Regions from separate parts of the Homo sapiens genome. Here regions 2, 3 and 4 are each linked to region 1. The links are chromatin contacts, found by Hi-C or POLR2A ChIA-PET in ENCODE. All regions are on one chromosome and are shown on one strand. The core of a region is the stretch at or near the end of the contact, and the rest is flanking DNA. Distances in the headings are between cores, read along the strand shown. Region 1 holds the start of DENND4A (DENN domain containing 4A). Region 2 holds the start of PLEKHO2 (pleckstrin homology domain containing O2). Region 3 holds the start of PIF1 (PIF1 5'-to-3' DNA helicase). Region 4 has its middle 16 kb from the start of ANKDD1A.

Region 1 (5,677 bases), core at 799-3,298:
CTTTAAGAAGCTATTTTCTCTGATTAAAAAAACCTTCACGCCTTTTAAACTTTTGAAAGGTTTTAGAATCTCATTGTGTATGCTACATGCAACTATATAACATTTTAATTGGTACTCTGTAGATGAAAATATTTGTGTGTATATATATATATATATGCACATATACATGTATAACCAACTAAAAGAGTGCTTTTGCTGCTAGTGGAATATTTTGATATGCCAAGCTACTCCTTAAAGAGGAATTGACCTGATACGTCTAGCAACACTTAAAACTAATGAAAGGCTAAATCTGTGTCCAATGGGTAAAGAATTGGGAGGGTTCCCAACTGGACTTTAAAAAAAGCTTTTTAAGGTAGGGCACAATGGCTCATGCCTGTAAACCCAGCACTATGGGAGGCTGAGGTGGGTGGATCACTTGACCCCAGGAATTCAAGACCGGCCTTAGGCAACATAGTGAGACATAGTCTCTACAAAAAACAGAAAAATTTGCTGGGTGTGGTGGTGGGCACCTGCAGTCCCAGCTACTCCAGAGGCTGAGGTGGGAGGATCAATTGAGCCTGGGAGGGAGGCTGTAGTAAGCCGTGATCAGGCCACTGCACTCCAGCCTGGGCAACATAGCAAGACTCTGTGTCAAAAACAAGTCTTTTTTTACAGCTTTAACTGACATACAGAGGACTACATATATTTAAAGTATGCAACTCGATTGTTTTGTTTTGTTTTAAAGCAAAATCTTGCTCTGTCACCCAGGCTGGAGTGCAGTGGCACAATCTCGGCTCACTGCAGCCTCCGGCTCTGGGGCTCAAGCGATCCTCCCACCTCAGCCTCTCAAGTAGCTGGGACCACAGGCGCACGCCACCACGCCCGGCTAATTTTTTGTATTTTTGGTGGAGACAGGGTTCTCGCCATTTTGCCAGGCTAGTCTTGAACTTCTGAGCTCAAGCTGACCCTCTTGCCTCGGCCTCCCTAAGCGTTGGGATTACAGGCATGAGCAAAGGCGCCTGGCCTCAGTTATTTTTCTAACCTTTATAGCATGTTTCCCCTTAAAATGTGCTTAAGTACTTTTTTATTGTCCCTCTTCTCCCACTAAACTGCAGTTTCCTGAAGGCAAAGGTTTTCTGTTTCCCTCACCACTGTGCACCCTCTGTATGGATGTTTGTTGACTGAATGAATGAATACAATGAAAGAACTGGAGGTAGGAAATAAAGTTGTAAACTTGGTTAGTAAAAGGCTATGCAATTTAGGAAAAGTTGACTTTAAAGCAGAGGGATTTTGGGGGTCCTGTTTCTTCTTTCATTTGTCCATGGAATAATGTCTAACATTTATTGAGTACTTTCAAGCACTATACTAAGTACTTCACAGGTACTATAGAATTTAACTCCCGAGCAACCCCATGGGGGTAATCAAGCTTTATTAACCTCATCTGTCAACAGCCATCAATGGTGGAGAGCCACAGTCAGGTTTAAGTAGGCCGTATCCAATTAATCCAAAGTAATCGACACCCCGTCAGTCAACAATAGCTGTTTCATCAACGTACTTTTCGGAGAAACCCCCTGAATTCCCCGCTTTACCTTTCTATCTTGGGACCGAAACCTACTCGGCGGTTGCTAACCCTTAAGGGAGTTTCCTGGAGAATGTGAGCACCCTTGGTGGAGGAGCAGCAGCTGCTCAGATCTAGCAAGTCTGAGACGAACCGAGCAAGGCAATCTCAGGACTCCCAGAGTGCCGGGGAGGAAGGAAGAAACAGGTCAGTTGGCGCGAACTGGATTCTTGTGCCTCTGGGTGACGAAAGGTGAAGGGATTGTACGCTTCGCCCACGCCAGCCTGGGGCTCGGGATCTCCTGACCCGACGGGGAACCACGGTGCGTTTCCCCAACTACACCGCACGTCACGGACTAAGGCGACTTAGTCCCGCCCACCTTCACCGCCCCATTATCAGTTTGGCGCTAGGACCCCACGACCCTCAACTCGGCCCTCTCCTCCCACTCGGGCCAGATCCGGCCTTCGATTGGTGCTCGCGGGCGTGATTCCCGCCCCCGCCCCTTCCGTCATTGCCAAGATGGCGCCGGTCGCGGTGGCCGCGGAGGCTAGAGTCGGAGAAAGAGGCGGAGGCAGTGGCGGCCGCGAGGGGAGGGGGAGTCCCGTCTGACTGAGACGGCAGGCCTGGGCGGGCGGGCGGGGGTGCCGCGAAGGGCGGAGCGCCGGGCTGGGGATGAGCTAAGCGGGCTCAGAGCGCCGCGGCATTCAGCCCCTCGTGTTCCGCTACCGCGCGTGCGGGATTCCGGCGCCGCTCTCCGAGCTCGATCCGCTGCTCGCACGGGAGCCAGCTGGGTGGTGAGTGCGGGGGCGGCGACCCGGGCAGCGGTGGCAGGTGGAGCTGTCACGGCCCGGAGAGGTGACAGCCGGGGGCGCGGGAGCGGGGCGGGTGGGTTCGGGGAGGAGGCACGGATGGCCGAGATCTCCGCCCGAGAGCTCCTGAGATCCGGGAGGTGCTCCGCGGCTCGGTCCGCCCCGGGATGGCGCGGCGGTGCTGAGAGTAGCACCCGCGCCTCTGCGTCGGACGCGTGGGGGGCTCCTGTGTTTTCATTCCAGATTTTCTATTCCAGGCTGGCCTGGGGCTGTTGTTATTTGGGAGTGGGGGCGGGGAGGGGGAGGTCCTGGATCTGGGATTTTGACAAGCCCGTTACGTAAGTCGGAGGTGGCTTCCCGGAATCCCACCTGCTCGGTATCTGAGACAGGCGGCGGGGGGAGCCCGGGGTGCCTGCAGGCCCACTTTTCCTCCCAGGGTCTGTTCAGCCTTCCCCGGCCCGCGGGCACGGGTTCTGCGTGAGCGCGGCCAGCGTCCAAGTTGACCAGTTTTTTTTCTAGTCTTTTTGGGGGGGTGTGTGGTGGGGGAAGGGAACTGTTCCTGGTTACCACCATTCCCTTTGAAGTTTATTGTTTTCTGGAGGTGGGGGGCAGGAAAAACAGTAAAAAGCTTGTGACCTAAAATTGGGTCGCAGCGACAGCTTTTCATTATCGTGCTTTTAAATGACAGATGTGCTGGAAGATTGTTGTTGTTGTTCCAATGTGCTTTTAATTCAAACGTATGGTTACGCCTAGAACCGTAGAGAGAGGTTTTTGTCTTATAGGACAGTTATTTCTTGTTTGCAACAGCAGGACAGGCATCAGTCAACAGGCATGTATTTATTTGAGGAGAAAACGCGTGTCAGCCAGCTAGAGACCCGTGAGGGCAGAAATTGTATTACTCTGTGAATATGTTATTCTTTAAAATGTATTATACGTTAATGAAAAGAATAGCCCGAATGTAAAAGAAGTCTTAGAAGATTACAAGCTGTTATTTGGTGTGTATATAGTCTCCTTCTATTTTCTGTTTACCCTAGTATACCTCTTCTCTCCTTGGGGGAGGAGGTGGAGACACCTGTAAACAGCGTAGCCCCGGTTACGCTAATCTATTGTAGTACATTTGGGATTATTTTAAGAAGTATTCTGGGGGACCTAAGATTGGGTAATAAGTAAGGACTCTTGAGCAAGTTATTCAGTTTATGTTGATAGCGGTTCTGGGATTCGACTTCTGAAAACTTAAGTATACAAAATTTCTGAGCTGTTTGAACCCTGTTTGAACTTAAAATAAAATATTATATTTGGCTTCTTTTTTGGAAACTGTTTTGGGCAGAATTAAACATTTTCGGCAATTTTTACTTTATTTTCACGATTTCCCTTTGAACCACAGCTCTCAGTAGGAGTCCAGAACAGCATATGTTATCATCATCATTATATATAATATGTTACATAATTTTCTTTTTCTGAATGATTAAACATAGACCTACTTCACTGTGGAGTTTAATTTTTGTTTTATATTATTTTTTAAGCCCCTTCCATTCTGGGATCACTGTGGAATTTTATAACAGTGTACTTGCTGAGAAAGTTAATTGATCTTGATACCAGTCGCAAATTGGGAATAAATGTAGATAACTTTTGGTCCAAGTTTTAAACTTATATACACAAATTTACATTTTTGAAAATTGGTGAAGCAATATGAATTTTTTGTCTGTGCAAGAGAGCCAGGAAGTTGATGCTGATTTGTTCTGAACTTTTCCACATGAATTACCACTGGTTTAAAGAGTTATTGATTCTCAAGTTCCTGGAACTGTTGTCCTATTTCTGGTAACTTGAATAGTATTTAGTATAATTGGGAGGCTAGAAGAAGAGACTACATGACATTTATTAATTCATTAAAAAAATTATGGCAGAATTGTAAAATAAAATTAGCTGGGATTAATAGAATTGTAAAATAAAAGTAGCTGGGACTACAGGCGTGCACCACCGTGCTTGGCTAATTTTTGTATTTTTTGAGACGGGGTTTCGCCATGTTGCCCAGACTGGTTTTGAACTCGTGAGCCCAAGCAATCTGCCCGCCTTGGCCTCCCAAAGTGCTGAGATTACAGGCGTGAGCTACCGCACCCGGCCAGTTATTACTCTTATAACTGCTATTATAAAACTTGGTTTTCCACTGAGTGATATTAGTTACATTATATTTTGTTGTTTGCAGAATTTTTCAAAGCATTCTATGTCCTACAAAAACCTAGTTAAAGCACTGATGCAGATAGAGTTGTTTGGTATATAATAAACCTTGTGCTATTCCTACTTAAATTGATGGTGCGTTGTTCTAGGTGGAAAACAAAAGTTGCTCTAGCAGGAAAATTGACTTGTTATTCTTGCCTTCTCTGATGTCAGAGACTTATCTTTGTGGGATTTTTCCTTTTTCCTACCACAGGTAGAAGAAGAGTGACTGAGAATAGCTGATACATTTTTCTTCCTTTTTTTTTTTTTTAATCTAATACCCTATATTGATTGTTTATTCAGTAGAATTTGTGGGAGGATGCTGGGCGTGGAGGGAGTCAAGCACACCACACTTTATTATTGTATATCATAGTTATCACTTTGAATTCTACAAGACCAATGTAGAAATGTACTTTTAAGAAGTGATTAGGCCCTATGAGGTGGCTCACGCCTGTTATTACAGCCCTTTGGGAGGCCAAGGCAGGAGGATCCCGTGAGCCCAGGAGTTTGAGACTGCAGTGAGTTATGATTGTGCCACTGCACTCCAACCTGGGCAACAGAGTAAGACCCTGTCTCAAAAAACAAAAGTTTTTTTTAAAACTTAGCATTTTATAAGAGTGGAACAATTTTAATAGTCAAATGCATTATAGTATGGGAATGGTGAAATTAATGATAATCTATATGGTGGATACAACTTCTAAAAATCATTTTAAAAATGTACTGACATAAGTATAATATAATATTAAGAGAAAAATTAGAATATAAAGAAACATATACATGTAAATGGCAAAAAGATTTGCAGGAGACATATAAAATAGTAAGAGATGTTATCCCTGGGTGATCGGATTATGGGTAATTTTTATTTTAGTTTTTGTGCTTTTCTCTATTCTGAATAATTATTACTTTTTTTTTTTTTTTTTTTTTTTAAGACAAGTCCTGGCTCTGTCACCCAGGCTGGGGTGCAGTGGCGTGATCTTAGCTCACTGCAACCTCCACCTCCTGGGCTCAAGCCATCCTCCCACCTTGGCCTCTTAAGTAGCTGGGACTACAGGTGTGCACCACTGTGCTTGGCTAATGTTTGTATTTTTTTAGATGGGGTTTTGCCATGTTGCCCAGC
Region 2 (5,719 bases), core at 683-3,182, 950 kb after region 1:
ACACTTTCGGAGGCCGAGGCAGGCGGATCACCTGAGGTCAGGAGTTCGAGACCAGCCTGACCAACATGGAGAAACCCCATGTCTACTAAAAATACAAAATTAGCCAGGCGTGGTGGTGCATGCCTGTAATCCCAGCTATTCAGGAGGCTGAGGCAGGAGAATTGCTTGAACCCAGGAGGTGGCGGTTGCGGTGAGCCAATATCTCGCCACTGCACTCCAGCCTGGGCAACAAGAGCGAAACTCCGTCTCAAAAAAAAAAAAAAAGAAAAGAAAGTGACAATGTGAGAGATTCAGGACCAAGGGTGTACAGAGCTGAGCCGGGCCCAGGAGGTGTCCGGAGAACTTCCCTTAATCAGGGGCCAGCGCAGATCAGGAGATGGAGTAATCCTGACCCACATCCTCTGGGAGCAGGGGAGGGGCCCTGGCCAGAGAGCCCAGCCCTTGCAGCAGGGGCCTGGGGCAGGCAGATGGCAGCCCCACCTAACAGCCAGAAAGAAACCGCAGCAAATCACAGAGGCCTGACTTTGCCCCCTACCTTCACCCACTGAGAGAACCGGCCACTGTCAGGCCAGGAGTATGAGGAGGACAGGCACTATATTTTGTAGAAGAGGAAATGAAGGCTGAGAGGGGAAGTGACTTATCTACCATCCCACAGAAAGGCAGGGCCTGGCCTAGAGGGAGCCCTGACGGACCACTAGCTGCTCCTATCCATGGCCCTGGAAAAGTGGGAGGTGGGCACTGAAGGGACACAGGCAGTCCGGTCCACTCAGGGCTTCCCAGCTGGCCAGGGTTCCCCCAAGGCAGAGAACTTCATCTTTCCTCCCCATCCAAGGAGGCAAAGACATGCCCCTTCCCTTGGGCTGAGAGGGGCTGAAGCTGGGACCCCCTCAGGGGATAAGAAACAAATTCACCTTCCTCTAGACCCAACAGGCCCCTCATTTTAACTTAATCATTCCACAGGCATATATTAAGTGCTTGCTGCGTGCTGGACCCTCGGATAAAGCGGCTGCTGGCAGAACTGAGTTTGCAAGTAAAGGGCAGGGGCAGGGGCAAGACCCAATCCCAGGCCAAGAGTGTTTTGAGTGGTTAGAAGGAGGCTCCAGGGACACAGTTGGTCCAGCCCTCGGGTGGGGAAGGCAGGGACTAAGATCAGACCCTAGGTGGGCCGGACTCCCGATTCCTTCCCTACAGCTAGCTGCTCAGATGGATGTGGAGCGGGGAGAGAGTGGGGGAAAAGATACAGAGACTTATACAAGGGAGAAAAAAGCAACTTCTCCAATCCTCCTGCCACCAAAGCATGGTCACATCCTTGAGACAGGAACCCCCCAACACACACATACACACACACACAGAGTCAGGATCCGATCCTTGAGACAGGAACCCCCCAACACACACATACACACACACACACAGTCAGGATCCGACACACACACACACACACACACACACACACACAGAGAGAGAGAGAGAGTCAGGATCCGACCACGGTAATCGGGGTTCGAGCCCAGTCACCCAGGCCACTTTCAGCAAGTCATCAATCTCGCTGGAGTCTCAGTCTCCTGGTCAATCCAATGGGAACGGTAACAACCACGACGCCCCACAACTGGTGAGAAAGTCAGCGAGAATGAAGGAGGACGCGGTCTGCGAAGTCCCCGATATGGATCCAGCCCCTCGCCCCTGCCCCATTTGCCCAGGCTCTTCCTGAGGTGAGACTGGCGGGAGTGGGGCGGGCAGGAACGAGGGCCTGAGCCCAGGACCGCAATCCCCGTGAGGGGCTCGAGGACCCCAGCCCAACGCCCCGCCGGGCCCCGCCCTCACCTCCTCCTCCATGGCGAGTCCGCCGAGGTCCCGCCGCTCCGCCACTCGCTTCCAGCGCCGCGCGGGCTCTGCCACCGCGTCTACGCCCGGCCAGGCGGCGACTCTCCGCGTTCTGTCCCGCCGGCTGCCGGGGGCCCAAGAAACTTCGGGGGGGCGGGGCCGGGGGCGGGGTGAGGCTTCCGGGGGCCGGGGCGGGGCCGGGGAGGGGGCGGTGGGGCCGGGGGCCCGGCCCAGGGCGGGAAATGGGTGGGGAGGGGCGGGGCCTGGGTTGGAGACTGGACGGAGGAGCCGGGCGGAGATGCAACTGGAGGAAGAGGGCGGGACGGGGCGGAGAAGGTTTCCCGCATCGGCGGAGGGAGAGGGACTAGGAGGGGGCTGCGGCGGGGGAGGAGAGGGGGCTTCCGGCCCAGAGACTGAGGCGAGGGTGGCGGGAGCGGCGCGCAGGCAGGGCTGGGGTGGGGCGCACACAGTGAGCGCTGGGGGCGCTGGCGGTGGAGCCTTTGAGGTCTCCCGAACCAGTGGGCTGGGGTTGCGAGACCGAGCCGAGCTGCCCTGGGCGGCCAGAGATGTGGGCACACAGAGGCTCCTCCTCTTTCCTCCCCGACGCCGGGCAGTGGGCGGTGGCCTGGTCTTCTCCCTGGAACCTCTGGGCGGGGCCGGGCCTGGAGCTTGGGTCTCTGTCCGGAGGGTGGTGTCACAGGAAGAGCTGGAGCTGAGAGTCGGGACTCCGGGGTCCCTTTAGGGGGCGGCCCGCCCCTGGCTCTCAGGGGTCTCCAAGCGCAGTGTTCTCCTGCTCTCCTTGGGCATCGCTCAATCCCTCCCGTATCTGAGGGTCGACCATCCCCCCGATCCCGCGGTGAGCTTGCAGCCCTGACAGCCTTACTGGAGAGTGGGAGTGTGGGGACCAGCAGAGAGTAATGATTTTAGTTATACCATGCGCCCTCATTTTACATTGGAGAAACTGAGGCCCAGAGAGAGAAAGTAACTGGCTGCATCGCAGCCTGCAGCACCGCTCCCCTCTCACACACACACGCATACTCCCCCTTAGCTCTCCTGGTCAACCCCGTCCCATGCCAAGGAAGGGAAAATTAAGTGCATGTGAGATCAATGGTGACCTTCTTCGGCTCTGGCTGCCATAGCAGCGGCTGTGCCAGCGACCAAGCTCCCCTTTCACGGCCTTCTGCCAGCCCTCAGGCTCCCAGGCTACTTCCAGCCCTGTACGGAAAAGGGCAGCCTGGGGCTCCCAGGCCAAGGGGGAAGGAGATGCAGGTACACTTCTCCCTCATGCCTAGGCCTGGGATCCTTTAGCTAAAGGAATGAAGAAAATTGAGGCTGATATTATCACACTGGTCAAGAAAAAGAAAGAATAGAAAAGAAAGAGAGAGGAAGGAGAGAGAGAGGAAGGAGGGAGGGAAGGAAGGAAAAAAGGAAAGAAAGAAAAAGAAAAGAAAGAGAAATGAAGGAAGGAAAGAAAGAAAAGAAACAAGGAAGGAGAGAGGAAGGAAGGACGGAGGGAAGGAAGGAAAGAAAAGAAAGAGCTGGGAGCGGTGGCTCACACCTGTAATCCCAGCACTTTGGGAGGCTGAGGCAGGCTGATCACCTGAGGTCGGGAGTTCAGACCAACCTGACCAACGTGGAGAAACCCCGTCTCTACTAAAAATAGAAAATTAGCCAGGCGAGGTGGTGCATCCCTGTAATCCCAGCTACTTGAGCGGCTGAGGCAGGAGAATCGCTTGAGCCCGAAAGGCGGAGGTTGCAGTGAGCTGAGATCACGCCATTGCACTCCAGTCTGGGCAACAGGAGTGAAACTCTGTCAAAAAAAAAAAGGGAGAGAGAGAGAAGGGAGGGAGGGAGGGACGCAAGGAGGGAAAAGAGAAAGAAAGAGAAAGAAAGAAAGGAAAGAAAAAGAGAGAAAGAAAGGAAGGAAGGAAAGATGAAGGAAAATTGAGGCTGAGGATCTGAGATAGTCTGTATATGTAGCAACCTCTTTCGGCCACCACATGGTTTTACTCCCTCAATCTGCAGAGCTGTGCAGCATTCTACTCCAATGATCAAGGACTCAGAAGATCTTGTATCTGGAAACTCATGCTCCACCTGCAGCAGACCAGAGACCCTGGGGAAATTCATTTTGTTACACAGAAGCAGCCCTTTGTAGGGAGAGAGCAGTGAGGACAGGTTGGTTTGACATCCAAATAGTTCTGTCATTTTGGGGAATGAGCCATTGAGAACTACTCTGGCCTCAGTTTCCCCATCTAGCTCAAAAAACCCTCTGGTTTTGCCTCTATACTGTGTGCTTTCATTCAACACATATTTTATTTTCTTTGTCTGTCAGTCCCTACAATAGTGGCTGGGAGATAATGGCAGAGCTCAGGATCCCTGTCCTCTACTGGGGAGAAAGGCATGTAAGAAGATGAGAATGCCGAGTGTTAAATGAGAAGGTAAATGCACAGAGAAGGGGCACCAGAACCAGGACAAAGGGGTAGGACAGGCATTCTAGGGAGAGGGGACAGCGTGTAATCAATGGCATGGAGGCATGAACAGCACAGCATGTGTATGTAGGGCGGCCAGTCTGGAAAAGCAGACAGCTTTGTGCAGAGAGGGCCTTGTAGGTTGTGTGGAGGAGACCACATTTTAACCTCAGGGCAATGGGAAGTCATTGAAGGTTTGGGAGGTGTGGGGGTCTGTTTTGTGTGTGTACCATTTAATCATTCTGCAAAGTGTACTGAGTGCCCCTTAAGTGGGGGTGCTTTCTAAGGCATCATCCTACAATTATTCACTGAAAAGAATGTAAGGCCCCCTGTTATCTACTCAGTATTCTAAACTCTCCCTATATCTCATTTAATCCTCACGAAAGTATCCATGAAATAGATACAATTGTTATCCTCATTGAACAGATCAGGAACCTGAGGCTTGAAGAAGTTAGATGACCTGGTTAAGGCCACTTGACTGGATTCAAACCCTGCCTGACTCCACATGACTCCTTTGGGCAGCATCGTGTGACCACACCACGTAAGATCTAGGTCCTGCCTTGGAGAGCTGATGAACCAAACCAGCAGGAAGGTAGACAAGTCCTGATAAGGACACTTAAAAAAATAATAATATGGGTCTTGCTCCGTCACTCAGGTTGGAGTGCAGTGGTGCAATCACAGCTCAGTGCAGTCTCAACCTCCCAGGCTCAAGTAATCCTCCCACCTTGGCCTCCCAAAGTGCTGGGATTATAGACCTCAGACATGGTACCCAGCCCTGAGAAGGACTTTGATGAAAAAGTACATGGTGTGTGGTGAGAGTGGCTCCCAGAGGAGGGGTTGAGTTGTATTCCAGCAGGGTTAGTTGGATAGGGGCGGAGGGAAAGTTCAGGACAAGAGAACATCTCACAAAAGTGAGAACTTGTAGAATATCCTGACTTGTTAGGTGAATTGTAGGCAGTCTTTATGTGGTCATATGTGTTGGGGGCAGGATGGGGAAGGCGAATTCGGTCAGATGCCGCCAACGAGGCAGCAGGAGCCAGAGCACTAAAGGCCTTGAGTGCTGACCTAAGGGATTGAAATTCCTCCTGCAAGTAGCAGGGGGCTACTGAAGCTTGAAGTGAGGTATGACACAATCTCATTTTCATCTTACAAGCTCATTTTCATGACTGCAATATGGGCAAGAAAGACAGGGTAGTCCATTGAGTAGATTATTCCAGAAATCCAAGTTGGATGTAATGCAACTTGCTGAACCACTGAACCAGAGCAGTGGTTACGAAGATGTGGAGGATAGATTCAAGAGCTAGAAAAGAGATAGAGGGATCAGGACTTGGAGTGGTTTCTTTATTCATTGATTCGTCCATTCAAAAAATACCTGTTGTGGCTGGGTGTGGTGGCTCACACCTATAATCCCAGCAATTTGGGAGGCCGAGGCA
Region 3 (6,328 bases), core at 3,829-6,328, 970 kb after region 1:
GGCGGAGCTTGCAGTGAGCCGTGATTGCGCCACTGCACTCCAGCCTGGGCGACAGAGCGAGACTGTCTCAAAAAAAGAAAAAAAAAAAGTTTGAAAGCCAAAACAAAAAAAAACATATTAAGAGAAAATCCATTGGGACATTCTGGTGCCTTCCCTTGAAGCAGTCTGGGGTATTGCACACAGAATCAGGGTAAGGGATTTGGCTTCCCCTGTGTGTAAGTGCGCTAGGCCCATTGTAAGCAGAGAGCAGTGGAAAGAGAGAACACAGGCTTTGGAAACAGACCTGGGTTCATAATCCCAGCTCTTTCATTTTCTCTCTATGTGGCTGTATTTGTTTCTTATTTCTATGGCTGCTATAACAAATTATCATACATTTAGTGGCTTAAAACAACAAAAATTTATCATCTTGTCATTCTGGAAGCCAGGAGTCTGAAATGTGTCCTACTGTACTAAAATCAAAAGCTGTTTTTCTTCTGGAGACTCCAGGAGATAATCCATTTCCCTGCCCTTTCCAGCTTCTAGAGAGCTCCTGCCTTCCTTGGTTTAGTCTGTGGCCCTTGCCTCCAACCTCAAAGCCAGCAGTAACATCTTCACGTCTCTCTTTCTCTCTCTCTCAACTCTACTTCCTTTGTCATATCTTCTCTGACTCCTGTTTCCTTCTTTCCCCTGTGATTACATTGGGCCACTCATATAATCCAGAATAACATCTTCATCTCAAAAAACTTAACCATGATCGGGTGTGGTGGCTAACGCCTGTAATCCCAGCACTTTGGGAGGCCGAGGTGGGCGGATCACTTGAGGTAGGAGTACAAGACCAGCCTGACCAACATGGAGAAACCCTGTCTCTACTAAAAATACAAAATTAGCCAGGTGTGGTGGCGCATGCCTGTAATCCCAGCTACTAGGGAGGCTGAGGCAGGAGAATTGCTTGAACCCGGGAGGTGGAGATTGTAGTGAGCTGAGATCATGCCATTGCATTCTAGCCTGGGCAAAAAGAGTGAAACTCCGCCTCAAAAAAAAAAAACAAACAACAAAAAAAACTTAATCATATCTGCAAAGTCCCTTTTGCCAATGTAAGATAATATTCACAAATTCTAGGGATTTGAACATGGACATTTTGGGGAAGGGGGTCATTATTCTGCCTACCATAATGACCTTGAAAACTTTTCTCTTTTTTTTTTTTTTTTTTTTTTTGAGACAGAGTCTCGCTCTGTCGCCCAGCCTGGAGTGCAGTGGTGCGATCCTGGCTCACTGCAACCTCTGTCTCCTGGGTTCAAGCGATTCTCCTGCCTCAGCCTCCCGAGTAGCTGGGATTACAGATGCCTGCAACCACACCCAGCTAATTTTTGTATTTTTAGTAAAGATGGGGTTTCACCACCTTGGCCAGGCTGGTCTTGAACTCCTGACCTCATGATCCACCTGCCTCAGCTTCCCAAAGTGGTGGGATTACAGACGTGAGCCACCACACCCAGCTGAAAATTTTTCTTAACCTACTCATTTACTCATACACAATGACGCATGCCACTGATATTCAATATATGTCAAGACAACACTGGAGAAGAAAAATATCTCTCAAGATTTCTTTCCAGCCAGGCATGGTGGCACCCTCCTGTAATCCCAGCACTCTGGCAGGCTGAGGCTGGCAGATCTCTTGAGACCAGGAGTTCGAGACCAGCCTGGGCAACATGGCGAGACCCTAGTCTCTATAAAATATACAAAAATTTGCTAGGCGTGGTGGTAGTCATCTGTAGTTCCAACTACTTGGGAGGCTGAGATGGGAGGATCACTTGAGCAGGAAGGTCAAGGCGGCAGTGAGTTATGATTGTGCCACTGTACTCCAGCCTGGGTGGCAGAGTGACAACCTGTCTCAAAAAAAAAAAAAAGATTTCTAACAGGTTTATGGAGATATAATTCACATACCATACAATTTAAGCATTCAAAGCATTCGATTCAATGGTTTTCAGTATAGTCACGGGGTTGTGCAACTATCACCAATCAATTTTAGACTATTTTTATCTTTCTCCCATTTTGAGAAAACAGAGGCTTGAGACATTATGGAAACCTGCTTAGGGTAGCATCCACTGGAAAGGCATTGCAGTGGCTGTTACTAGCTGAGATTCCAGTCCAGGTTATACCTTTCATGAAGCTAGGCCAGTCACCTTGAGGCAGAAGAACAGGGTCTGGAGGCAGGGAACCTAAGGCTGTTTCACGCCGACTTCCTAGAATTAAATTAAAAGGAAAACCCGGCTGGGCACAGTGGCTCACACCTGTAATCCCATCACTTTGGGAGGCCGAGGCGGGCAGATCACAATGTCAAGAGATTGAGACCATCCAGGCCAACATGGTGAAACCCCGTCTCTACTAAATATACAAAAATTAGCTGGGCATGGTGGCATGCACCTGTAGTCCTAGCTACTTGGGAGGCTAAGGCAGGAGAATCGCTTGAATGGGGGAGGCAGAGGTTGCAGTGAGCCAAGATAGCGCCTCTGCACTCCAGCCTGGCAACAAATAGAGACTCCACCTCAAAAAAATAAGAAGAAGAAGAAGAAGAAAAAAGAAAACCCTGGCCGGGCATGGTGGCTCACGCCTGTAATCTCAGCACTTTGGGAGGCCGAGGTAGGCGGATCACGAAGTCAGGAGTTCGAGACCAGCCTGGCCAATATGGTGAAACCCCATCTCTACCAAATATACAAAAATTAAATGGGCATGGTGGCACGCACCTGTAGTCCCAGCTACTTGGGAAGCTGAGGCAGAAGAATCGCTTGAACCCAGGAGGCAGAAGTTGCAGTGAGCCGAGATCCTGCCACTGCACTCCGGCCTGGGCAACAGAGCACAGAGCCAGACGCTGTCTCCCAAAAAAAAAAAAAAAAAAAAAAAAAAAAAAGGAAAACTCTAACTTTCCACTCCTAAGTAAGGACAAGAACAAAAGGACCAAAGGCTACTCCCTTTGACGTTTCCCGCATGGCAGATGGGAGATTGGCAGATGGGAGATTGGCTGTCTGCAACAAATCATAGGAGTGTGGGTCCAGTCTTCGTTTGCAACTTTGTAACTTCACTCCAGCCTCTGAATGGTGGCTGAATGGTTGCTGTCTGCAACCAATCAGACTGATTATCGCTACCACTTCAGTTACATGAAGTAAGCGTAAAGTTCCCAATGGGAAACTTCTAGGGGGTATTTGAACCCAAGAAAATTCTGTATCTCGGGTCCCCTCCCACACTGTGGAGTGTACTTTCGTTTTTGTTTTTTGTTGTTGTTGTTTGTTTTGAGACAAGTTCTCGTTCTGTCGCTCAGGCTGGAGTGCAGCGGCACGATCCAGGCTCACTGTATCTTCTGCCTCCTGGATTCAAGTGATTCTCATGCCTCAGCCTCCCAAGCAGCTGGGATTACAGATGTCCACGACGACACCCGGCAATTTTTGTATTTTTAGTAGAGACAGGGTTTCACCATGTTGGTCAGGGTGGTCTGGAACTGCTGACCTCAAGTGATCCCCCCACCTCGGCCTCCCAAAGTGCTGGGATTACAGGCGTGAGCCACCGCGCCTAGCCGTACTTTCGTTTTCAAAAAATTCCTGCTTTTGTTCTTTTGTTGCTTCATTCTTTCTTTGCTTTGATGGGCATTTTGTCCAATTCTTTGTTCAAAACGCCAAGAACCTGGACAACTTTCAGTCATCACCCTCTACCGCTAACAGACTGGGAGCAGTGTGGTGTAGTAGCTAAGCCCCATGGAGTGATTAAGCGAGCAGGTAATCTGGGTTCAATGTTTGGTTTTGCTCTCCATATCAGCTATGTGACCTTCAGTAAAATCTCTGGAAGCCTTGCTTTTTTCTCATTTGAAAAATAAGGTCCGGGCTCATGCCTGTAATCCTAGGACTTCGGGAGGCCACGGTGGGTGGATCGTTTGACCTCCGGAGTTCGAGACAAGCCTGGGAAACATGGTGACATCCCGTCTATACGAAAAAAAAATTATATATATATATGTGTGTGTATATATATATATGTGTGTGTATATATATATGTGTGTGTATATATATGTGTGTGTATATATGTGTGTGTGTGTGTATATATATATATATATATATATATATATATATATATATATAAATTAGCTGGGTGTGCATCTGTAGTTCCAGCTACCTGGGGGGCTGAGGCGGGAGGATCACCAGAGCCCAGGAGGCGGAGGTTGCAGTGAGCCACGATCGCGCCACGGCAGAGGTTGCAGTGAGCAGAGATTGTGCCACTGCACTCCACTACAGCCTGGGCGACAGAGTGAGCCCTAAGAAGGAAAAAGGAAAGGAAAGGGCAATTTAATCCATGGTAGTTATCATTATCTGTAAAATGAGGTAGCCAGACTCACCTGTAAGATCCTTTCCAGCTATGTAATTCCAAGCTTCAATGAGATAATAAAGATGATTAAAAGTAAATTCTTTCAGCATCCTGTGCAAGAAGAGGGATACAATTTCCCTGAAGACAGAGACTCTACTCGCTTCCGCTGTACCCTCTGGCACGTGGCACAGGTCTCAGAGTTTCTCACTCATGGGCCTCAGGTGGGTGAGAGAGCCAAAGCGTAAAGTCCCTTACAAAGGCAGAGAAGGATGTAGAGTTGGGGGCGGGGGAGGGATTGGGCAGGCCTTGGGGTGGTCTGCCCAGAACTGGACAATGGTACTGTGAGTGTAAACAGGGGTGTGAGAGTCCAAAGGCAGATCTTCCCCAAGGCTAAGCCCAGCCTCTGTGTGCGGGCTAGAGGGGAGAGGGAGTGTGCTGGAAGGATGGTTCTGAAAATAAATCTTCGGAGTCGCGTAGGGTTTTCAGACCCGACACCACGCGCCGCCGGGTGGCTGCCGCAGCGGCGGCCTCCTCCCACCACGCCCAGCCGTCCACTGGATTTGGTATGCTCAGCCACCACCATAAACCTCCTTCCTCTAGCAGGCAATTGGTACAGCCCAAGCTCCTGGAGTAGAGACGCAAAGAAAGACACGCCCATTGTTACGCCCCTACCTCTGAGTGGCTGGAGAATTTAAAGATCCAGTCGGTGATTGGGTGATTTTCTGCCTCTAGCATTTGAAAAATTTCTAGTTTCGGAGCTTAGCCACAGGCCGGCTACGATCTGCTTGTTCATCTGAGTGTCGGCACAAGTGAGTGTCTGCCCGAACCCAGAGGTGGGGAGCAAAGAGCCTGATTTATCTAGGGGTTTCCGGCGGGAGGGTGCAAACAAATGGGTCAGCCTGAGGGAGCACGGCTTCTAGGGTCCCAGGGTCCCCCGCGATTTCCCTAGCCGAATATTTTCCACCTCGTCCCCACCTTGGTGGTGGGAAGCGCGAGGGCATGGGAATCACACTGACTTTGACTACTAGCCGCTGTGGCTTATGAAGGGCAAGTGAGTTTCCCTCTCTTAGCCTGTTTCCACGTCTGTACACGGGGAAGAGTGAGACCTGCCCGCTGCATATAAGCCAGTGAATGTACCTACAAGGCAGAAGTCGCTTATTACACGGCAGCCCTCTTTGCATCTCCCCACGGGCGATTCTCCTGCTTCCTGGGGAGAGTACTCTGAGGATTCATGTGCTCGCCCTGGGTCTCGGGGAAGGAGGATTCTTTCTGCGCAGGGACCCCTGTTCTAGTGAGGTCCTTGCAGGACACCTGAGGCTCCCTAATCCTCGGTGCCCATCCGCCGCTCTGGAAATTGTTGTGTAGCACGGTGTGTGTGTATATGTGTGTGTGTGTGTGTGTGTATATATATAGAAATTGTATATATATTGTGTGTATATATATATAGAAATTGGATATATAGAAATGGAAATTGTGTAGCAGGGTGCGTGTGTGTATATATATATATACATATATATACACACACACACACACATATATATAATGTATGCATATGTATGTATTTATATGTATGTATTTTTTTTTTAATTAGAGGGTGTCGCTATGTTGCCCAGGATGGTCTCGAGTTCCTGGGCTCAAGCGATCTTCCTTCTTCAGCCTCCCAAAGTGCTGGAATTACAAGCGCCCGCCACCACGCCCGGCTAATTTTTGTATTTTTAGTAGAGACGAGGTTTCACCATGTTGGCCAGGCTGGTCTCAGAACTCCTAACTTCAGGTGATCCGCCCACTTTAGCCTCCCAAAGTGCTGGGATTAAAGCGCGAGCCACTGCGCCCGGCCCAGGGCATATTCTAAGGGTGGATTTTCGGTTAGCCCAAAGCCCTTTCTCCGTCTTTGTGACCTCTTTGTGTTACCAGTGACAGTCCTCGTGATCTTGTGTAGCCTTGACCCTGCTCCCTGTCACGTCCTTTATAGCACCCATTACGTCCCCTATAGCACCCATTACGT
Region 4 (5,668 bases), core at 2,235-4,734, 900 kb after region 1:
GAAAAGAGTGTTCAGGGCACAGGGAACTGACAGTACAAAGGCCTGGGGTGGGAGGCTGTGCCTGGGCTATTTGAAAAAAAGCAAGAAAGCCAGAGTGGCTGTTGCAGAGTGAGGAATGGGGAGAGGAGTAGGAAATAGTATCTAAGAGGTATGTTTTGGGAGGTGGGGGCTTGGCATTTGCTCTTGGTGAAGTTGGGGTGGATGACGGCCCACTGGAATGAACCCAGAAGTGATGTGATCTTTAACACTATCACTCTGGCTGCAGTGTTGAGAACAGACTCTGGGTCAAGGGTAGAAGCAGGGAGGCTGGTAAAGGGGAGGCTCAAAAGACAGTGGGAAAGGAACCAGAAGAGGCTTGTACTGTGGAGCTGGAGCCAACAGGGTTGACTGAGGACTTGGGGTGTAGAGGAGAAGAGCAAGGGTGGCTTCAAGGCTTCCCTGCATCTGCCCAGCCTGGCCCTCACATCCTGTCCCTCTGGGTGCTGTGTGTACACGTGTCCAGTCCTTGGGGCTGTGCACTGCAGGCCCATCTCCTCTGGCTGGCCTAGAGGTCTGCCAGCCTCTGCCAAGAGGAGTCCTTGACCAAATCACAGCTTTCTCTACCTGGGGCCATCTGCCTGAGGTCACTGGTAGGGGTGGGGAAGTGGATTCACTCCCTGGGGTGCAGGGAAGGGAGGCTACGCCTAATCCCCAAAGGCAGTCCAGTAAATCTCCCATATCAGTGAGATATTTTCTGGGGCACTCCCAGACATATGTCCTTCAGCCCAGATCCCGTGAGTCAGCCAGAACTGAATGTGACCAGCTTCCTCCTCCACCGCTCACTTGGCTGGCTTCCTCTCAGGCTCCAGCCTTCTGCAGGGGCAGCTGAGGCCACGAGTGAAGGGCCTGCTCATGGGTAGCCCACGCCCCCTCCTCAGGGCCCTCAGCAGCCCTTGCCCCTTCTATTGGATGTGTTCTTTCAGAATCCCGGTTTGAAGGGCCTCCTCCCATGGCATCCTGTGTGGGGCTGGACTCTCACTGCTCCACAACCTGAATTCAGGCTTCTAGCTCCTTCCAGGACAGCTGGGCCTGGCCTCCACTGAGAACAGAGGAGTCTCCCCCACCTGACTCCATGCTGAGCTCTCCACTGGCCTGTCCTCTCGGGTCTGCTGGGGCCATCCAATACAGAGGGCTCGTTATAAGAGTGGGCTCTGGGGTACAAGTTCTGCCACTCCTTCACCTGCATGTGACCTTGGCCAGTCACCTATCTTCTTCAAGCCTCTCCTTCTGACACTGTGGTGTTCCTTACACATTGGAGGCCCTCATAAATGCTTTCTGAATAAGTCTGCCTGCAATATGCTTAACGCAGTGCCTGACCCAGAGAACATGCTCAGTAAAAGTCAACTATTTAAATCATCCCCATTTACAGATGAAGAAACTGAGACTCAGAAATGTAACTTGTCCAAGGCCTCAGGGCTGGGAAATGGTGGAGCCAGGTTCCCCTGTGCCCTGATCCATCAGTCCACCTCCCCTGCATGCTCCCCATTCTTCTCTGCCTCTGTGAAGCCAGCACAGATATGTCAGCCTCAGAGGGATGAATGGAGAAGCCAGAAACTCACACTCTGAGAACCCCTGAGGAGACAGGAGGTTCCTATCATCATGGGAGATACAAAGATGAATTAAAGTTTCAGCCGCTCAAAGGGCTGCCAGTCTGGAACTGGGAGCCACGGCGCCCGGAACAGAGTCTATCCCTACACAGAGGACCCAGCAAGCCTCAAGGGAGGGGCACCATCTGGGTTCCCAGTACACAATTGGCTCGTTGAATCACAAAGTTCACAAGAAATAGTGGCCACACAATCTGAATTTTAAAAGACAAGTCCAAGTTGCAAACATTTTCTCCTATTGTTATAATAGAGTATGAAGTGCCCCAAAGAATCCATTATTGTGGCACCTAAATGACCTCTCACAGCCAGGTGGATCACAAAAATCTATGTTATACCACACGTCCTAAGCTTGACTTGGGGAAAGAGGATCCCCATTATGCTAGACACACAGATGCCGGCTGCCCCCAGCCTCAGCCTCATGGGTGTATGCAGGTCCACACAGACTAATACCAGACAAGACAAAGGGTCACCCACTCTTGGGCTATTAGATGACATGGTGACTTGAGTTAGTGCCCCCTCCCCTTTCCAGCAGTGATCCTAACACCAGTGCTGGGCACTGTAAGGTCTGGAGGGGCCTTTGGTATCCCCAGAGAAAACAGACTGCCTTTGCATGCTTCTTGTCAGCATGAGAGGCAAGCCCTGGTCTAAGTGACACCGAGGTTGCAGCCAGGGTGTCTCTGACAGGGCTGCTGTCCTCAGATGTGAAGGCTTTGCTCCTCAGCCTCTTGCTACAGACCTCCCTCTCACATTAACTCCTGCCAGGACTTTTGGTTTCGGTTTCTGACAGCAGAAATAAGTTCTACCCTTTCCCTCTGTTGTCCTCCACACTTCCCCTCCTCCTACCCTACTTCCTTCACCCTTCTTCCTCCCACCCTAGTAGGAAATCCCCCCCCTGCCCCCACCCCCAGTCCCAGTCTGAGAGGGACAAAGAAGAAGAGAGGAATAGAGAAGGGACTGAGAAAGGGAGTTGCCAGAGACCTCGCTGCATCTTCGGGGCTTGGTGATCACTCACAAATCTGCAAATTGTGCCCTGTACAACTCAAGAGGACACCAGTCCTCTCAAGTCACCAAAATTTGCATATTTATTAGCACACTTTTCAGACAGATGGCAGTAAAGTGTCTTGAGAAGGAACAGTCTGAAGCTCTGGAGTGGGGTTAAAGGGCTGAATGCCTTTCGGCTCTCATCTCCTAGAAGCCCCAAGGCACCCCCAGTCCTTGAGCTGTAACCCACTTATCCCTCTTTGCTCAACTTCCCAGCTGGGCTAGAACCCCAGTGAGACTCTGGCTCAAAAGAGGCTCGCCAATCTAGGTCCATTTGTGGGGCCCCAAGCAAGTCTCTTCCTCACTAGGCCTCAGTTTCCCCATCTGTAATATGTAAAGAGAACAAAAGGATCTCTAAGCGGCCATCTATATTTAACAGCTGAGTCTGTGCAGAGGGTGCCTGGAGGCAGATGATTACAGTTGGGTTGCAGCCTCAGGGTCCCTATTTCTCTGAAGGAAGGAGGTTGTTGGTTGTTCCGTTGACTGAGAGCAGGGGTCAGAGAGGATTCTTTTGTTGAAGAATATCAAGAGGGGCTGTGTGACCTGGGGCGGCTCCTCTAACCTCTCTAAACCTGTTACCTCCCCTATGAAATAAAGGTGGTAATATTCACCTTGCAGGTGGCTGTGACGACTGAAGGGAGTACTGCATGCAAAAGTGCTGGCGTGGAGGAGGCGGCAGAAGAGGGCGGCGGCGGGGCACGGCAGCCACTGCCTGAGCTCAGGCTCCAGGGCAGGAAACCCACCTGACAGGCCACTCCTTCAGCTCGCCTCCCCCAGTGGGCTCCCTCCCCTCTCTCTGCAGGGCCACACCTCTGGGAGGATGCTCAGGGCTTGCACAGCGCTGAAGGAACCCCAAGGAGCCTACACCCCTTAGCCTGTCATGCCAGGCCCTCCCCTACCTACGCCCCGCGGCCACTCCCCACCCAGCCCCCCCGACCTGCTCGACACCCCCAAACAAGCCATGCACACCTCCCTGCCTTTGCCCAGGCTGCATCCTTTCCGGGTCACATGCCCTTCCCTCTCCCCCTCCTCAAGACAGCTAAATCCTGCTCATTGTTTAGGGCCCAGCTCAAATGTCACCTTCTGAGAGAAACCTTTCCCTGCCCTTCCAGTAAAGAAAATACTCATTCTTCCTGTTGCCTCCCTCAGCCCCGCATTCAGTCCCGTCAGGAGTGCAGCTGGGCTCCAGTCCGCCACATCCCCTCGCGGAGCCCCCAGTGCCTTATCTAGAAAATGGAGGTAAATCGTCCCTACTTGGGGGGCAGGACGAGTTCAATAAAATGGGACACGTCGGGCGTCTAAACATAGCGTGGGGCCCACAGTAGAGCCCGGCGAGTCCAACCAGTCAGCCTCGCACTGAGAGGGAAGCGCGCGCCAGGCCCCGTTTCCAGCCTCCTGTAAGTCCTCCCGGAAGACCAGTTCACAGCTCATTGGAAGATCAACCAGGATTGACAGGTTCCCAGCCCAATGGCTGGCCGAGCCCGAGAATGGCTCGGGAGCAGGTGGTCGGCCCCTTCCCCTCTCTGGGGCCTCTACCTGCGGAAGGCAGGGCGGGGGGCCTGGTTTCCACAAGCTGCCTGTGTCAGCCTGTGGGGCCGGCCGCCCCACTGATGACTCAGGTCTCCTCCCCACCCTTCCCCTTCAGGAAGAGGCCCTGTCATAATCGCAGTTGTACTACATAAAAATAGCTTCGTTTCACAGTGACATGAGCACAGCCCTTTCCACTGAGGGAAGAGGAAGGCAGTTTCCCCCTACGCGTTCCCCGGGTCCCTCTTCAAAAGCGGATCCTCGGGTGGGGGCTTCACACTTCTCAGCAATAGCTTCATCAGCGGCTTCCTCCCCGGCTTCGGCGCTGAAGGCTTTTTTTACCGCTTTGCGACCAGCTTCTCACCTTTTCTTATTTGGCCCTCACGTCAGAGACGGCAGGCAGCTGAGGTTGCTGTTCCCATTGTGCAGGTGTGGAAACCCAGGCCAGAAGAGGGGAGGTGACTGGCCTGAGGTCACACAGCAAGCTCGCGAGAGCCGAGTTGGGGGCCCTGACTCCTTCACCGAGTTCCTTACGCGCCTGCATAGGCCTCCTCCTAGGAAAGTACTGTGGCCACAGCCAGGGCACCAAGAAAAAGGAGAGGCGAGGAAGGCTGGACGGAACACAGATGTGAGGGGCAAGACATTCATGCAACAAACATTTGTCTGGCCGGGTGAGGTGGCTAACGGCTGTAATCCCAGGACTTTGGGAGACCAAGGCGGGCAGATCACCTGAGGTCAGGAGTTTGAGACCAGCCTGGCGAATATGGTGAAACCCCATCTGTACTAAAAATACAAAACAAATTAGCCAGGCGTCATGGCGCACGCCTGTAATCCCAGCTACTCGGGATTGGAACCCAATGACAAATTGGTGGTTTCCCTGTCAGTCAGGCCTGTTAGACTGAGAGCAGCCCCTCCAGGCCCAAGACTGATGAGTCTCAGCCATGAGGCCCAGCCTGGGGTGTGGGGGCCTTTGCTGCCCATTGAATCCCTGCAGTGCAGCCACTGAGGAAACCCTGCCTGGTCTTGTGGTCTCTGCTCTTCCCCCTCAAATCCACCCTCTACTATCAAAATGTAAGGCAGGTCAGAGGGCACAAGCTGGAAGCCTATAAATGGGTATCTTGTGGCACTAGAAAGAAAGGCACGCTGTGTTCCCAGCTGGGTGCCTGAATGCGTAGGAGTATGGGCAAGTGACTGTGTGTGTGCACATGGTTGTGTACAAACTTGGGGTGTGTGTGTCTTAGTCGGTTTTCTGTTATTTGTAACAGAGTACCTGAAACTGGGTAATTTATAAAGAAAAGGAATTCTTTCTTGCAGTGCTGGAGAATGAGAAGTCCAAGGTTGAAGGGCTGCACCTTGTGAGGTCCTTCTTGGTGGTGGGGACTCTGCGGAGTCCTGAGGCCCTGAAGGGCATCACATGGTGATGGGGTTGAGCATGTTAGCTCAGATCTCTCTTCCTC

Evidence for each region. Hi-C counts contacts between places; a loop is a spot of excess contacts on that map. ChIA-PET counts read pairs that join two places held with the same protein, here RNA polymerase II (POLR2A). Pooled maps may share reads with other maps.
Region 2: a pooled map shows a loop between it and region 1 (4-fold over the local background). The contact joins the promoter of PLEKHO2 here to the promoter of DENND4A in region 1. A Hi-C loop is called at or near these places in 4 of 50 pooled maps.
Region 3: a pooled map shows a loop between it and region 1 (4-fold over the local background). The contact joins the promoter of PIF1 here to the promoter of DENND4A in region 1. A Hi-C loop is called at or near these places in 1 of 50 pooled maps. POLR2A ChIA-PET finds 5 or more read pairs at or near these places in 2 of 52 experiments (activated CD8-positive, alpha-beta memory T cell and activated T-cell).
Region 4: a map of naive thymus-derived CD4-positive, alpha-beta T cell shows a loop between it and region 1 (6-fold over the local background). The contact joins the enhancer-like site here to the promoter of DENND4A in region 1. A Hi-C loop is called at or near these places in 1 of 168 maps with a recorded cell type or tissue (naive thymus-derived CD4-positive, alpha-beta T cell), 1 of 37 single-sample maps with no recorded cell type and 10 of 50 pooled maps. POLR2A ChIA-PET finds 5 or more read pairs at or near these places in 1 of 52 experiments (activated B cell).

The regions. Positions count from the first base shown.
Region 1 is chr15:65,788,664-65,794,340 of GRCh38, reverse strand. It overlaps DENND4A (DENN domain containing 4A), which reads left to right and starts at 2,048. Exons shown (of 33, transcript NM_001320835.1): 1 at 2,048-2,331. It overlaps LOC105370866 (a long non-coding RNA gene), which reads right to left and starts at 1,868. Exons shown (of 3, transcript XR_932372.2): 1 at 1,569-1,868. RefSeq lists enhancers at 1,352-1,971, 1,195-2,160 and a silencer at 2,162-2,491.
Region 2 is chr15:64,838,128-64,843,846 of GRCh38, reverse strand. PLEKHO2 (pleckstrin homology domain containing O2) reads right to left here and starts at 1,932. Exons shown (of 6, transcript NM_025201.5): 1 at 1,819-1,932. The coding sequence starts at 1,830. LOC124903508 (a long non-coding RNA gene) reads left to right here and starts at 3,691. Exons shown (of 4, transcript XR_007064682.1): 1 at 3,691-3,993; 2 at 4,151-4,256; 3 at 4,713-4,827. RefSeq lists enhancers at 725-1,276, 1,309-1,832 and silencers at 1,640-2,079, 2,090-2,409.
Region 3 is chr15:64,824,397-64,830,724 of GRCh38, reverse strand. PIF1 (PIF1 5'-to-3' DNA helicase) reads left to right here and starts at 5,078. Exons shown (of 13, transcript NM_001286496.2): 1 at 5,078-5,156. RefSeq lists enhancers at 4,816-4,945, 6,135-6,328.
Region 4 is chr15:64,892,632-64,898,299 of GRCh38, reverse strand. No RefSeq gene overlaps it. Among named protein-coding and RNA genes, the nearest start is that of ANKDD1A, 16 kb to the left of the region's middle. RefSeq lists enhancers at 2,904-3,502, 4,297-4,606, 4,757-4,866 and silencers at 3,617-3,666, 3,707-3,756. Within about 2 kb of position 3,484, at least 37 of the 41 ENCODE cell types and tissues checked have a DNase peak (open chromatin) inside an H3K27ac peak, as active enhancers do.